2 separate regions of the Homo sapiens genome follow, and region 2 is linked to region 1. Evidence: chromatin loops called from intact Hi-C (ENCODE). Cell type or tissue: K562. All regions are shown on one strand. Links, peaks and the distances in the headings refer to the core of each region. The heading gives the core; the rest is flanking DNA.

Evidence for each region. A loop is a pair of places that touch in the nucleus more often than their neighbours do. Peaks named below come from ENCODE experiments on the same cell type or tissue, not always from the same donor. Only the 100,000 strongest peaks of a DNase experiment are listed, where the experiment ranks them.
Region 2: it touches region 1 in a loop (2.6-fold over the local background); 2 of 110 quality-filtered maps call a loop at or near these places.

The regions. Positions count from the first base shown.
Region 1 is chr6:135,319,609-135,327,982 of GRCh38, forward strand. AHI1 (Abelson helper integration site 1) reads right to left here. Exons shown (of 29, transcript NM_001134831.2): 25 at 3,554-3,716. LOC124901407 (a long non-coding RNA gene) reads left to right here and starts at 3,776. Exons shown (of 2, transcript XR_007059783.1): 1 at 3,776-3,826; 2 at 7,678-8,357. RefSeq lists an enhancer at 3,238-3,377, a cis regulatory region at 3,719-3,866 and a silencer at 5,023-5,317. In K562, for the core only: no CTCF peak of the experiment used is centred there; DNase peaks (open chromatin) are centred at 1,873, 3,773 and 6,203.
Region 2 is chr6:135,225,495-135,233,868 of GRCh38, forward strand. The region is part of intron 1 of LOC105378011 (a long non-coding RNA gene); the gene reads right to left. Among named protein-coding and RNA genes, the nearest start is that of MIR548A2, 9.5 kb to the right of the region's middle. In K562, for the core only: a CTCF peak has its summit at 4,746; DNase peaks (open chromatin) are centred at 5,467 and 5,817.

The sequences.
Region 1 (8,374 bases), core at 74-8,073:
GAATCTACATAGGGTATTGAATCTAAAGAGCTATGTGCAAATTTTAAAGGGTTAAAACAAAAATATATTTTGGTTAAGAACATCTCTGAACTGAAAGAAATTGCTGAGATATACTTGATCAAAATTGTACAACTAAGATTATGAGATATACTAATTGTCTTTGTATGTGGAGTGATTTTATTATTGGGTTTATCTCATATTTTGAGGGTGTTAGATGTGATGGGGGAAGCTGATCATGTTGTTCTTTACAGTGCCTTAAGATACAAAGAGAGTAAGTTCCTTGTAACAGTGGGAGTACGAACTTCTTTTATTGTGTTGTTCTCTTAGAGGACAGGCTCTCTTAGAGTATCTGCTTGTATACTTCCTTAGATTCTGCTCTTATACTCCCTTAGATAATTCACTTTGCATAGTTGGCTTCAGATAAAGATCAAGGACAATTCTTCCTACTATTTTTAGACTAGAATATGCTACTGACAGTCATTTTTTTCTCTAATGTTAAAACTGGGCAATTGAGTTTTTTGTTAAATTCAGGTAAAAAAAGGATAAAAGGGAAAGGGAAATAACCCCTAATGAAGTGTGAGAGTTCAATCATTACAGTCGCAGATTTTTCTAAGTTTTTTTTTTTTGTTTGTTCTGGTCTATACAAGGCTTTTTAAAGCAGTGACTGATGCCAAAAGAAAACATAAATTATTCTGGGATACAATAAGGAATTATGGCAGTTGAAAGATGGTCATCATTGAGACAAAGAATTTATTTCTGTACGTAGCCATCAACTCATCACTGCAATATGCTTCAGAGGTCTGGCTTTGATCATCATGGAAGAAGAACAAATTTTATTAGCTTTTAAAAAAAATTTATCTTTTGTGGAGATGGAGTCTTGTTATATTGCCCAGGCTGGTCTCAAACTCTTGGCGTCAAGTGATCCTCCCTCTTCAGCCTCCTGAAGTGTTGGGATTACAGGTATGAGCTGCTGCATCTGGCCTCATTAGCTTTTTAATTCACTGTAGCTCAAATATCTATATCCTCTCAAGATCTGCAAGCCTAAGAGGTTATTTTTGTAAACTACATTCTCAAATTAAAGCACTTAATCCCACCCTGCCTAGAGATACACAAGGGAGAAAATTTAAAAAATATTTCCATTTGTACATGAAAAGAGTAATGGATTGTAATATTTCGTTAAAATGAGGCATACTCCAGAGTGACTACCATTGTGCCAGCAGCTCTTGATTTAAAAAGCTTGATTTAAACAGAAGCTACTCCTGTTTAACCTCAGCTGTTGACCCTGTGGGAGACCCAACAATGAGAAGAAGGAACTTGGCTATTTTAGATGATCTGGAAGTTAGAAGTGCTGAGCTTATGGAACTTATATGCTGTCTTATACCTACATGGGAATTAACTTGCCCTAAAATTTCTTCCTTTCATACGGCCTATGTTTTTTCCATTACACAACCTCTTCTAAACACAAAAATATACCTCTAACAGAGTTTAAGAGTTATGTGTCAAAATCAGCTGGGCATGGTAGCATGCCCCTGTAGTTCCAGCTACTCAGGAGGCTGAGATGGGAGGACTGCTTGAGCCCGGGAGGTCAAGGCTTTAGTGAGCCGTGACTGCATCACTGCACTCTAGCCTGGGTGACAAAGTGAGGCCCCGTCTCAGAAAAAAAAGAAAGAAAGAAAAAAAAAGTTATATGTCATTCACTACTTACAAGAAGGTAACTAAAACAGCTACACAGAAGACATTAAGAATTTTATGAGAGTGAGAAGTGGTACAATTTTTGAGACACATAGAACTTTTTAGGGGAGGAGTCTGCTGACTGTGGCAGATAAACTGAAGAAGGGAGCTGCAATGGGACTTAGGGCACTTGAGAGACTGGGGAGGGGAGCAATGGGAAGGACCTGGCTGAAGACAAGGTCGTGGGAAGGTGCCAAAGACAGATAATTTTATCTAGGCTTAGCCCAGCATCCGGTAATCACGAAGGAAATTCTTCCATTCCTTCATCTCTTTGGCTGTCAAAATTGAAAACTTAGGTTAGAATCAATAATATTTTTGTTTAGTCGTAGTTTTGGGTTAAACAGTTTCATGGACTAGCCTGAAAACCAATTATTATTTATAATAATTATTTCTTTGCAGAAACAAAAGACTTAAATATTCAAAACACAGATTGTTCTCAATTTCAAGGCTGCCTATACTACAACTTTTTTTTCTTTTTTTTGAGACAGAGTTTTGCTCTGTTGCTGGGCTGGAGTGCAGTGGCACGATCTTGGCTCACTGCAACCTCTGCCTCCCGGGTTCACGCGATTCTCCCGCCTCAGCCTCCCAAGTAGCTGGGATTATAGGTGCCCACCACCACGCCTGGCTCATTTTTTGTATTGTTAGTAGAGACAAGGTTTTGCCATGTTGGCCAGGCTGGTCTCGAACTCCTGACCTAAAGTGATCTGCCTGCCTCGGCCTCCCAAAGTGCTGGGATTACAGGCGTGAGCCACAGTGCCTGGCCCGCCTATACTACATTTTGAATCAGAACCAGAATTTTTGTGCTTACAGAAGAAAAGCTTACAGATAATATCATTTAATTCCTTCATTTTACAGAAGGTAACTGGGGCGTATGAGTGTAAGATGTTGAGCTGAGGTTAGAAGTCAGTTTTCCTGACCCCTGAGTGTTGTGCTTTTCCTAGCATGCTATCAAGTTAATTGTGGATAGAATGCATTCTTCTCAAGAAGCACTACTGTACTTCTCCCCTTTAATGACAGTTTTAAGTTATTATTATTTTTGTTTTCAGGCTCTCTGCGTTCGTTCTGTTTTCACCTCTCAAGGCCTAGTGGTGAATCTACAGCTTTCAGAAACTCATATTTAGATTTTCTTCCCTAGCTCTTTTTTTTTTCATTTTAAGCTATTATTTAATGAACAAAAACCATTATTAAAACACGAAGTAGAAATTAAAATACAAGAAAGGTTCATACAGTCTTGTCACATCACATGGTAAGTTCTAGGCTTTGTCAACACGTGCACATAACTTTTAAATAATTGTCATTTATCAACTTTGTGCTTACATATTTTCAGCTCTGGCTCATTTTTTCCCCCATAAATGAGGGCTAAATTTACTTGAGAATGAAACAACTTATTGTAGTTTTGTTTTCACAGGTAACCAGATAGGACTGAGGTATACAAAGTAAAAGAATGCAGTTGGGGAACTAGAAGCTCTTAAGATGCCAGTCAGCTGAGGAGGCACTGTGGCTAGAGAAGAACTGACAGAACTGTGCATGAGGCAGGTGGCAGGGTCAAATGAGTTGAATAAGAAAGCTGGTAGCTAGAGGGGCAGGGTCCCCGAGGATAAGAAGTCCATGAAACAAACATTCCAATCTCAGAATGGAGCAGCTTCTAATGTACTAGTGCCTCCTCTTTTTATTTTTTTACATCATGAGAATGAAAAACAATACCCATTGGTAAACATATGCAAAGGTTACAAAGACAGTAAATTAAAGACTAGAAAATGATAAAATCTTGGACTATCAGTTATACCATACTAGTAAACCAGGAAGGGAGCATAAAACTTACTTTCACTAGCCACATGATTAGCTGGAAAATAACCTTCCTGTCCCTTTCCTATGCTGCCATACCACCAGTCTTCATTATCTTTGAAAAACACTCGGATAATGTCTCCGCGATGGATGGTTAGTTCATCTGATCGATTCGCTGTGTAGTCATAAAGAGCCACTACCTAAGAGAGAGATAAGACCACCACAGCTTTATCACAACTGTACCACAGAGAAAACCCCCAACATTCACTTCCTCTTGCAGAAGAGCAGCTGAAACCAAAGCAGTACTTTGGTAAGTGTGAGGCTGTCTCAAGGTTTGCTAATGGGATGAGGGGTGGTGGGAACACAGCAGGAGAAGCAAGATAAAAGACTGTGGGATTGAGAAATGGTTACGAGCATTCAATACACTAAGATTAGCTTCAAAATAGCAGATGTTAATTTTTTAAAGTAAATTACTTGTGAAGCAAATAAAAAAAAGCTCACACACCATTTACTTTTTTAGAATTGTTTTATACTACCTTTATGTCTCATTCTCTGTGCTAAGCAGATGCATCTGAAAAAAAATTCTTCAGAAGGTCTACAGTTTTACAAAAAGGAAAAACTCAATGGAACAATCTGATTGTATTGCTTGGTTTACTGTTAATGTCTTTTTTTGAGATAAATTTCTCTACACACATACATATTTTTTGATGTTTTATATCAACAACTTAAGCCTTCTATCTTTAAAAAGTATCCATATAAGTTATTTTTACTTGATACGAATTTAAGAGGAAAAGCCTTTTCATGAGAATCCTCTTCTTTGTGTTACAATAATCATTATATTTGACTTCCTTTTCTTTTGAAAACCCAAGTCAAAATGATATGGCAGTGGCTGCACAGGCATTTAAAAATCCTTGGCTGGGCATGGTGGCTCATGCCTGTAGTCTCAGCACTTTGGGAGGCCGAGGCAGGAGGACTGCTTGAAGCCAAGAGTTAGAGATCAACCTGAGCAACAAAGCCAGACCTCCATCTCTATATAAAAAAACAACAAAAAAAATTAGTTGGCTGTGGTAGTGTGTGCCTGCAGTCCTAGCACTCAGGAGGCTGAGGTGGGAGGATCACTTGAGCCCCAGGGTTTGGAGGCTGCAGTGAGCTATGACTGCACTACTACACTTCAGCCTGGGTGACGCAGGAAGACCTTGTCTCTAAAAAAAAAGAAGAAGAAAAAAATCCCTTATAGTAGTTAAAGGCAGGAAGACCTCAATTCATTTTAGATTTAGATCTGATACACTGTATAAAGTAGGACATAATAACATCTATACTAAATAATACATTTATGCTGTTTTCCCCTCTACTTAAACAGTATCTGAAAATGTATAGGTTATACAACTACATATGTAATGGAAAATTACATATATAGTTATATATACATATATATATATATATATATATTTATAGCATGTCTCAGTGTGCACAGCACGTGAGAGTCCAGGGAAGAGAAACCTAAGAGTCCCATGTGGTGGGAACCCGGCATTAGACGTGAGAGCTGAGATAGAAGGTTAGGAGAAGCTGAGGCTCATGGAGTAAGCAGGGCTCAGATCATGCATGTTGATAAAGTTCAGACTCAATAATATGGCCAATGGAAAGGCACAGAAAGGTTTTAACCAGAGGATTCCATTACAGTTCACATAACTGTTTCTGATACCTTTTAATCCATTTAACAATATTTATTAACACATCAGGCAATTCTAACGAATGAGTTTGGACTTAACTGCTGTCACCATATAAGGGCAGTAATGATAATTTAATTCAACTGGCTCAAATGCAATGCCTATTGTACAGCTTAGCATAGTATCTAATTTACAACATGCGATGCAGGGTGTTATTTAAGGTTTACAAATTACAATTTTTTTTTTTTTTTTTGAGATGGAGTCTGGCTCTGTCGCCCAGGCTGGAGTGCACTGGTGTGATCTACACTCACTGCAACCTCCGCCACCCGGGTTCAAGCGATTCTCCTGCCTCAGCCTCCTGAGTAGTTGGGATTACAGGCGCCCACCACCGCGCCTGGCTAATTTTTGTATTTTTAGTAGAGACGGGGTTTCTCCATGTTGGTCAGGTTGGTTTCGAACTCCTGACCTCAGGTGATCTGCTCGCCTTGGCCTCCCAAAGTGCTGGGATTACAGGCGTGAGCCACTGCGTCCGGCCACAAGTTATAATTTTAGTATACTGATGTTAAGTCACTTACATACAAGCGGAACTTTAACTTTTCTCTTTGTTCTCCAAATTTCTCTTTCAGTCTCTTACCTGGTACTATCATAGGAGAGGAAAGCTAATTAAAATGTGCTGAGTGCTCACCATGTTCTCGATACCATGCTAGCTGTTTAGGTGTTATTCTGCTTAATCCTTATGACAACTTGGTCAGGCCATGTATCTTTATTTCCATTTTACAAAAGAGGTATTTGATGTCCAGAGAAATTTAGGAACTTCTCTAAAGTCAAGTAAACTAGTAAGTGATAGAATCAAGACTTAAACCCAGTCTCAATCTCTTTCCTTCCTTCCCTTCTTTCTTTCTCTTCCCCTAGTTCCAGGAAACTCTGTGATGGTTTGTTCCTGTTGTTCCTTATCCTGGGTGTGGTACAAAACACAACTTTAATGAGTCTCATGCAAAGATGAGATTAATGTATGCTTATTTGTCTGGAGCCCTAGGTGGCTGCTGGGAAGGATTCAGCTTAGGCAACAGAATCACTTACGAAATCCTACATCAGGCTGTGTCACTGTGTGAACCTCGGAAAGTCTGAAGCTTATCAAGTGAAGTCTGAAAAATTTTCCTGAATTTTACACACAGGGGTGTCTTGATAAAAGAATCCCTTCAGAGGCACAGGGGTCCAAAAAGCCTATGAGAGCCCACATTACACCTTTTCTATTACAGTACCTACTGATTATTCTCTTACAGAACCAAATACACACATCAATTTTGCATGGCCCACTAGTATCTGTAAACATGTTCTGCATTCTGTGACTGTTATGGACTGAATTGTGTCACTCAAAATTCATAGGTTGAAGTCCTAGCTCCCAATGTGAATGTATTTGAAGACATGGCCTTTACGGAGGTAATTCATGTTAAATGAAATCATAGGGGTGGGGCCTGGATTAACAGGACTGGCATTTTTATAAGAGGAAGATACAGTGAGAAAGTGGCCATCTGCAAGCCAGCAGGAGAGGCAGTAGGAGAAACCGACTGTGCTAGCACCTTGATCTTGGTCTTCTAGCCTCCAGAATTGTGAGAAAATAAATTTCTTCTTCTTCTTCTTTTTTAAAAAAATTATTTCAATAGCTTTAGGGGTACAAGTGGTTTCTGGTTACATGGATGAATTGTACAGTGGTGAAGTCTGGGCTTTCAGTGTACCTGTCATGTAAATAGTATACACTGTACCCCACAGGTAATTTTTTTTTTTTTGAGACAGAGTCTTGCTCTCTTGCCCAGGCTGGAGTGCAGTGGCGCCATCTCGGCTCACTGCAACCTCTGCCTCCCGGGTTCAAGCTATTCTCCTGCCTTGGCCTCCTGAGTAGCTGGGATTACAGGCACCCGCCACCATGCTCAGCCAATTTTTGTATTTGAGGTAGAGATGGGGTTTCACCACGTTGGCCAGGCTGTCTCAAACTCCTGACCTCAGGTGATCCGCCTGCCTTGGCCTCCCAAAGTGCTGGGATTACAGACGTGAACCACTGCACCTGGCCCCCGACAGGTAATTTTTCATTCTTCATCCCTCTCCCACCCTCCTTCCACTCTTCTGACTCTCCAATGTCCATTATACCTCTCTGTATGCCTTTGTGTAGCTTAGCTCCTACTTTTAAGTGAGAACACGTAGTATTTGGTTTTTTGTTCGTGAGTTACTTCACTTAGGATAATGGTCCCATTCCCATACAGGTTGCTGCAAAATACATTATTTCATACTTTTTAAAATGGATGAGTAGCAGTCGACATACATATACATAACACACTGAGAAAATAAATTTCTGCAAAACCACCCAGTCTGTGGTATTTTGTTAGGGCAGCCCTAGCAGGCTAGTACACTTTTAAACCTGATGGTGTCAGATGAACCACTTACTACCACCCCAGCCTAAAACTACAAATGTGTAATGCCTCACTTGTATCCATTTCAGGTCCTCAGCAACTTACAGAACCGTTTTCCACACTATTAAGCTGTCATCTCCGGATGTAGAAATGTCTTTGTCATAAAACTCTACAACCAGCATCCTTGGGAGGGTGATGACTGGTGAGGCTACGTTCTCTAAAGCAAAGAAATTGGAGCATGTCATCGTAATACCATTGTTGACATTCAAGTACACGCAGACCTCATTTTATTGTATTTCACAGTGTGGTGTTATAATATGTATTATGTTTCTGTTTGCAGGTCCTGGTTCATAACTCCCATATCCCTTGTTACAGTTTTTTGGTTTAATGGTGGGTATGTTAGGCCTTAGGGGCAGGCCTCAGAAAACAGAATGTCTCTGATCTCCTTCTGCTCTCCTTTTACCTGCCCCAAGGTAGGGCTCTAATCACCACCCCCTACCTTTCTGACTGTAGGTCTTATGAGCAATCAGAGGGTCCTTCCCCCCTCTACCCTGGAGGAAGGAATGCTGATGTCGCGGAGCTTCCACAAAAACCTAAGAGGACTGGGTTAGCAGAGCTTCCAAATAGCTGAACAAATGGAGGTTCCAGGAGAGTCATGCCCCAGGGAGGTCAAAGAAGCTTCCCCTCCTTCCTTCATAGATCGCTCTACGTATCTCTTCATCTGTTTCCTTTGCAACATGCCTTGTAATAAATCAGTAAATATAAGTAAGTGTTTCCCTGAGTTCC
Region 2 (8,374 bases), core at 62-8,061, 94 kb before region 1:
TGTGCTTTGGGATTTCTATTTAAATGGGGTAAGTATTTAATCCTGTATATAGTTACAAAGCCCAGGGAGAACCTCAGATCAAAGACAAAATTGAAAGAAAGCTTTAGTAGGCCAGAGACATTGGAGTACCAAGGATATAATTGTGAGGTTTTCCTGCTAGAAAACATCCTCTGAAATGAACTTATAAGTTAACAAATCACCCTTCGCCTGTGTTTGGGGGCAGATGTTAGGCAGAGTCAGGATTTGTTTCCATTCGGTCACTTTTCTAAAGAATACAAATCCATCCACCTATTCTTTAATGGTCCTAAATAGCTAACAATGGACAGACAACTCCCTTCCCTTCCTTGCCCAGTTTCCGAGTCAAGGCGCGCAGTGTTCAGTGTATGACCTGAAGCCTTCTGGAAAGTGGTGATTGGTTAGGGTACTCGCCAGTTTGGCCTTACTTTGAACATCCCAAATTTATTTCCTTCCCCATTTCAAATATTCCGAAATGAAAGACATTAGGAGCACGTATTCTGGTTAAATACGGTGATTGAAAATACGAATGAATGCCACTCCATCATGAAATTTCACTAAATGACAATGAGTCAGCAAATAAGGGGCATAAATATACAAGTTAAAGAGAACAACAGGTAAGAGATTATTTGTCAAGAGCCTGTAACTCATTTATTTATTCAACAAATATTTACTGAGCACCTCCTCTGCAAGCAACACAGAATTCAAAACAATTAAATATGTATTACATATACAGCATATATGTTTACATATAAACAATATATAACATATATAAAGTTACTGGCAGAGTAATATTTTCTTGGATAGTCACAGATGTATTAAGAAACAGGCTTGTTTCAAATTTGCTTTTTTAATAACCATATTTCTTTAACATATTCTTTTTCATCTTTTACCATTTCTGACATCAGATTGTGTCTTTAACATGGTCTGATTTTTCTTTTGTTGTAAACTTATTAAACCCATAGAGTCTTATAATTGATGATACCATAAAATAAAGGAAAAGCTTGGAAATTAACCAGCAGAAATTTCAGAAAGGACCCCTTAGGTTTCTTTTTTTTTTTTTTTTTCTTCTGAGACAAAGTCTCACTCTGTCACCCAGGCTGGAGTGTGCAGTGGTGAGATCTCAGCTAACTTTCATCAGTAATGAAACCAGCAGGTGTTCTGCTCCCCAAAAACTTTGTCCACTGTCTCCAGACACTCAGAGCCACATGCTTAACTGTGGCTCATGGGTTAATGCATGTCTGAACTTTTTCAGGGTGGAAACTCCCTTTTTTCTTTAGTGTCTAACCCAATGCCCAACATGACATAAGTGCTCAGTAAATATTCAGACAATCCACGTATGAATGTGGTTGAGCATCTGTGAGTGGTCTCACCTCCACCCTACATGTGTTACTATGGTCAACCACTTCATCTCTGTGGGTCTCTGCTTGCTCAGCTATAAATTATTTGGGATCAGCTCAGCCATAGATTCCCTCCAACTCTAATTATCTCTGAGTAAATGAAGTCATGAAAATATGGGAAACTGAGGCAGGAGAATAGGGTCTAGAGGCAGGGAACCTAGGGCTGATTCACAATTAATTCCTAGAACTAAATCAAAAGGAAAACCCCCAACTTGCCATGCCCAACTATCAAAAGGACCAGAGGCTACTCCCTTTACAACCCCCCAACTTTTTCCGCATGGCAGATGAAATATTGAAAGTACCTCTGATTGGTCCCCTTCTGCAACCAATCAGGTTGGTCATGGGTCAAGTCTTCATTTGCATAGGAGTATAACTTTGTATATACTCTATTTTATCCCCTCCCACAAGCAATCAGACTGATCATGGGCCACCACTTCATTTACATAGGGTGTACACCAAGTAAGCAATGGGAAACCTCTAGAGGGTATTTAAGTCCCAGAAAATTGTGTAACTGGGCTCCTGAGCCACTTGCTCAGGTCTGCTCCCACCCTGTGGAGTATGCTTTCATTTTCAATAAATCTCTGCCTGTGTTGCTTCATTCTTTCCTTGCTTTATTTGCACATTTTGTCCAATTCTTTGTCCAAGACACCAAGAACCTGGACACCCTCTACCGGTAACAAAACTACAGTGATTTTAGAGGGTTTGTTTGAAGTGTGTATTGCTCATGAAGGTAATGCCTTTGATGATAACATTTGCTAAACACCACGTAAAGGAAGGGAGGCATTTCCACACTTTGGGTCTCCTCCCATCTCTATCCCCAAGCCTTAAAATTTCTGCTTAAATGGGAGTCGAAGGAACCCAACAATACTCAGTTGTGTCACTTAAAGGCTGTGCAACATCGGGAAGCTTTCTGTATGTCTTACAGCTAGTTCATATCACAAGCCAGCCGTTTCATCATGCAAAAGTCTAAAACAACTTACACCTACTTTCTAACATTCTTACGGAAAAACCAATACTGTTGAACAGAGGTGGACAAATTATAGCTCCTGGCCAAATCTGGCCCACTTCCTGTTTTAATAAATGCAGTTTTATTGGAACACAGCCACACCCTTTTATTTCCCATATTATCTATGGTTAGTTTTCTGCTGCAATGGTGGAGTGAAATAGTTGCAACAGAGACCATGTGACCTCCAAAACCTGAAATATTTACTATCTGGCCCTTTACAGAAAAAAAGTTTGTGACCCCAGCCCTAGAAGAAAAGTAATCAAAAATCACAATGGCAGTATTAGTGGTGAAGATAATGGATTCTGCTTCAGTTAAACAGTGTAACTGAGCTTATGATTTTTCTTTTCCTTCTTTTTTTTTTTTTTTTTTGAGATGGAGTTTTGCTCTTGTTGCCCAGGCTGGAGTGCAATGGCGCGATCTTGGCTTACCGCAACCTCCACCTCCTGGGTTCAAGCGATTCCTGCCTCAGCCCCCTGAGTAGCTGGGATTACAGGCATGCTCCACCATGCCCAGCTAATTTTGGATGTTTGTAGAGATGGGGTTTCTCCATGTTGGTCAGGCTGGTCTTGAACTCCTGATCTCAGGTAATCCACCTGCCTCGGCCTCCCAAAGTGCTGGTATTACAGGCGTGAGCCACCGCACCCAGCCGTGATTTTTCTATTACCTAGGTCCTTTTGTTGGCTACACACCATGACTGCTTCTGTTTGGGAGTTGAGAACATCTGGTAGGTTAAATTGGCAATATTTGACTGATTTGACCTACAATATGTGGTCAACTTCATGTGACTCAACCTAATACTTTGGCTTCCTTCAGTGTGTTCAGTTTCAATTCCCCGCTCCCTTTGTAGTCTTCCAGCTACCTCAGTGATTCTTAATCTTAGCTGTGTATTAGAATCATCTGAAGAACTTAAAAAAAAAAAAATCAATGCCCAGGTCACACCCAGGACCAAGTGAAGCCGAATCTCAAGGGGGAGAAACCAAGCCCTTGGTAATTTTGGAAAGCACCCCAGGTGATTCTGAAGTGCAGTAAGGCTTGAGAACTATGGAACTACCAAGAGCTTTTGGCAATACGCATGTGCTAGGTGCTATAGACTCCTTCCAATTGGAGAAAAGAATGTGGACAATTGTAATAAATAATTGGGGCAAGCCGGCATAGTGGTTCTCAAACATTAGCATGCAACCAATCACCTGGTGGGCTTGTGAAAACACAGATTTTTGGTGCCAACCCCTCAGTTTCTGATTCTGTAGGTCTGGGTTGAGGCCCGAGCCTTTGTAATTCTAACAAATTCCCGGGTGACGTTGATACCATTGGTCCAGGACCCACACTTTGAAAACCACTGTACCATTACCATCTTCCGTGGGCCCAGTGCCTAGCTCATAGTAAGTCCTTTGTATGTGTTTGCTGAACAGATAATGGAATTCTGGCGGAGTCTATGCTGGCAATTCGTCTGTGTTAGATGCTAGGATATAGCAGTGAACAAGACAAACAGTATCTGTCCTCATGGAACATACACTCTAGAGAGAAATACATGACCTCAAGAGTGGGTATGAATGCTGCAAAAGGGAAGCATGGAATACTGTAGTGGCCCATAGAAATCACTGAGCCCAGGGCTTCCTAGCCTTCTGAAAATCCCTCTTTTAAATAGCATTTTGCCAAGGTCTATCATCACTAGGTCAACTGGAAAACAGGGAGAGAATGCTCACTTGGAAAGATTGTTGAGTTGTGTGGGGGCAGGAAGACAGAGAGAGAGAGAGAGAAAGCACGTGCACTGCTTGATAAATAAAAAGAAGAGTAAAAAGTGAGCCTCACCAGGAGTCAGATTTAGGTTCCTACTTTGTTCTTATTGCCACTGGCTATAAACATAGGCCTATTTAATCAATTATGAAATTAGATTGCCTCTAATATATCTATAGTCCTCATAATTCCCAAGAGGAAGGCTATGGAGGTGTGAGTGAAGATTATATAGCTCTTTCCTCTGCCCCCCTCACATACATACAGTGTCCAGAGTGCTAGCCCATCTTAGAATTAGAGGTCTCCACTTCCAGTTATTTGAGCTACTTAAGATTGCAAAGACCCAAGACACATTCAGACTCAGGTGGTCTCAGCTAATGGGGCCTTTCTGTAAGGACACAAAGAGAAGTGTGGGAGAAACAAAAAGGGTTTCAGCAGCAACAATATTCAGGCCTTGAGCTGGTAGGTTGGTTAGCTGGGATACTGCGGTGATTCTGATGGCACAATTTCCCCTTTAATCTTCATTTCCATGGCTCAGTTGCTGTTCCCTCTGCCCACGCAGGTCTACAGGCCCACTAAGAGCACCCCCTGTCTCTCAAAATGGTTACAGCCTCATATTATCTTCATAACCAATAGGATGACAGGATTGTTTTTGATCTGGGCTTAATTTTTGAATTTTTTTTTTTTTTCTTGAGACAGAGTCTCACTCTGTCACCCAGGCTGGAATGCAGTGGTGCAATCTCAGCTCACTGCAAGCTCTGCCTCTCAGGTTCAAGCGATTCTCCTGCCTCAGCCTCCTGAGTAGCTGGGATTACAGGCATGTGCCACCACACCTGGCTAATTTTTGATTTTTAGTAGAGACGGGGTTTCACCATGCTGGCCAGGCTGGTCTTGAACTCCTGGCCTCAGGCGATCTGCCCACCTCGCCCTCCCAAAGTGCTGGGATTACAGGCATGAGCCACCAAGCCCAGCCGATTTTTTTTTCTTTTTTCTTTCTTTTACAAACTAGTATCAGAGGCCCTCATGTTTTTTTTTTAAGCTAAAGTCCCAGTAATCTTGTCCACAGGGAAATCCATGAATAAAGTACTACACCAATAATAGATTTTGGTGGAGTAGAATTTTTCCTGACTGACTACTGCAAGACAATTAGTAAGTTTCTCCACAATTCCCTCCTTCCATCCTCTTCCCATTCCTCTAGTTGTTTTCCTCTGAGTGCTCTCTTAATAGGTATTAACATTTTTTAAACGTCTTCTTATCTCCAAGCAGGATGGTGGTGGTTTTAGCAGGGAGAGGAGGAGTTGCAGGACTACGCTCACTGGAGAAGCTCCCAGCAACCATAATCAGGCAGCCAGAGAGCTCACCCCACCCCATCTACAAAAACAACCAGTATATATTGAAATTTGTGGAGCTCCCTAAGTCACAAGTCTCAAATCTATTTATAATACTGATTATGGGGTCCCTTTGGTTCAATTATTATTTAAGAGAGTAGTCTGGGACATGAAGTAGCATGTGCTTGGGACATAAAATCAATTATAGGGCTATGTGGGCCTTATTCTAGTTGAAAACAGTTGTGGAGTATTTCCAGGGCCCCACTTCCAGAACTCTGCCAGAACCCCAGCTCTGTAGCACATGCTGACTGCTCTTCCTCCTAACTTCTATAATAGCTGAATCATTCTTCTGGAGTTGCCTTGCCTCTTCTCTCCACCACTATATGTGTTTTTTAGTTTTCTCTACTCAGTGGATTTCACCCTCTGTCCCAGATATCTAACCCCTTTGGCAGAGCCGTGAGATAATCTTCTACCCTTCTACAGACCCCTAGTCCATGATTTTCTTTCCTTATCTTTTATCTTTGTTTGTATCACTATAGAGAAGGAAGTCCCAGGAGTTTAAAAAAAAAAAAAAGAAAGAAAGAAAATAAAGACAGACCCAAAATATGACTCAGAATTAGAGCTTCAATGAAGGAACACTCTCTGGGCCACCAGGCAGGAGTTGCATTCTTGCCAACCCTTCCTATGAGCAGGCAGGCAATGCCACCATTCAGACTATGTAAGTCATTTTGAAACTGATTGCAGTTGGCGCTTTTATTGGTGTCCTTCCTTTGAAGTTGACTTACAGATCATTGGTGGTTTTGTCTGCAGAACCTGGTGCCAAGGTGAAGTGAAAAACCTTTGCTCACAAAGCAATATTCTTAACAGTCTTTTGTCCTGGGCTACCTACCTATCCAATTAAAGGTGAATACAGATAGGTTGGTGGATGGATAGGGATGGCTAGATGATTTGATGCTATGCTAGAGCAAGTAGTGTAAGATGTCAATTGTAGATCTAGGCCTAAGTGTATGGGTGTTTGCTTTAAAAATCTTTTGACTAGGAGCAGTGGCTCATGCTTGTAATGCCAGCACTTTGAGAGGCCAAGGCGGGCAGATCACTTGAGGTCAGGAGTTCAAGACCAGCCTGGCCAACACTGGCAAAACCCCATCTCTGCTAAAAATATAAAAATTAGCCGGGTGTGGTGGTGTGCACCTGTAGTTCCAGCTACTCCGGAGGCTGAGGCAGGAGAATCACATGAACCTGGGAGGTGGAGGTTGTAGTGAGCTGGGATCTCACCACTGCACTCCAGACTGGGTGACAGAGCAAGACTCTGTCAAAGAAAAGAAAAAACTTTTGATTTTTCTGGACTTTTAAAATATTCATAATAAAATGTTGACAGGAAGGGTGAACGCCATGCACTAGTAACGTTAGTGGTACATTATAAACATTTGAAAGCTGAGCATACAAGTAAGACTGGAGAGAACTTATGGGATTTTTTGTGGGGTTGTGTGTGTGTGTGTGTGTGTGTGTGTGTGTGTGTGTATGTGTTTGTGTTTTTTGGAGGCATGGTCTGGCTCTGTTGCCCAGGCTGGAGCATAGTGGCACTATCATGGCTCACTGCAACCTCTGCCTCCCAGGCTCAAGCTGTCCTCCTACCTCAGCCTCCTGAATAGCTGGGACTGCAGGCATGCGTCACCACATGGGGCTAATTTTTGTATTTTTTGTAGAGACAGGGTTTCGCCATGTTGCCCAAGCTGCTCTCGAACTCCTGGTCTCAAGTGATCCACCTGCCTCCACCTCCCAAAGTGCTGGGATTACAGGTGTGATCAACTGGACTTGACCTTTTTAAAAAATTAAATGGCTTATACTTATAAGTTAATGATTTCTTTACTCCGTATTTTCTAAATTAAAGACAGATGTTTGACCGGGTATGAAGGCTCATGCCTGTAATCCCAGCACTTTGGGAGGCCAAGGCGGGTGGATCACCTGAGGTCAGGAGTTCGAGACTAGCCTGGACAGCATGGTAAAACCCCATCTCTACTAAAAACACAAAATTAGCCAGGTGTGGTGGCGCGTGCCTGTAATCCCAGCTACTCAGGAGGCTGAAGCAGGAGAATCACTTGAACCAGGGAGGCAGAGGTTGCAGTGAGCTGAGATCGCACCATTGCACTCCAGCCTGGGCAACAAGAACGAAATTCCGTCTCTAAAAAAAAAAATGTGCAAGAAGAGAAATGATTAACATTTTGAAGGCCTTAAAGGAAATATACTATCTGATGCCAAACCTCTGATCATTTACTAACATGCGGAAAAAGGATGAGTTTTGGTGTCAGATGGTAATAAGAACATGCCCTGCCTCTTCCATTATGGGAAGTGACTTCATCTCTCTGAGCCTCAGTTTTTTTCATGTATCATGTGTGTTTTGTGGGGGAGGGTTTGGGGGATAATACCTACATCTTAAAGTTATAAGGTTTAAATGTTCTGTAAGAGATAAAGTAAAAAAGATAAAGTACCCTGTAAATATTACTTAAGAAAAGAAATCAAGTAAAATAATTTTTAACCTAAAAAGACTTTTTTGTTATCCAAACATTTCAGACACGACCCCCAAAATTTGGCCAATGCTGTGTGAATGGCACCACTAGAGGATTTTGAAAGATCAGAGGTCCTGAAGACCCTCAATTAAATTCTCCTTTAAGTCTGAAGCCCCTAAAATGTATCACACATTTAATGGTTTTTTTCCACTCTTAGGAAAAAGATGGAAATAAAATATTGTGGCTTTTAACTGGAGTTCTTCAGTAAATTACACAAAATCTGAGTGTGACTTTCACAGAAAGATACTTTGCCTGTTATTGAAACATATGGAGTCTATCATGCTCGTGAAGTTTCTGTGAGAAACCTTTGTCCCAGACTACTGTTTA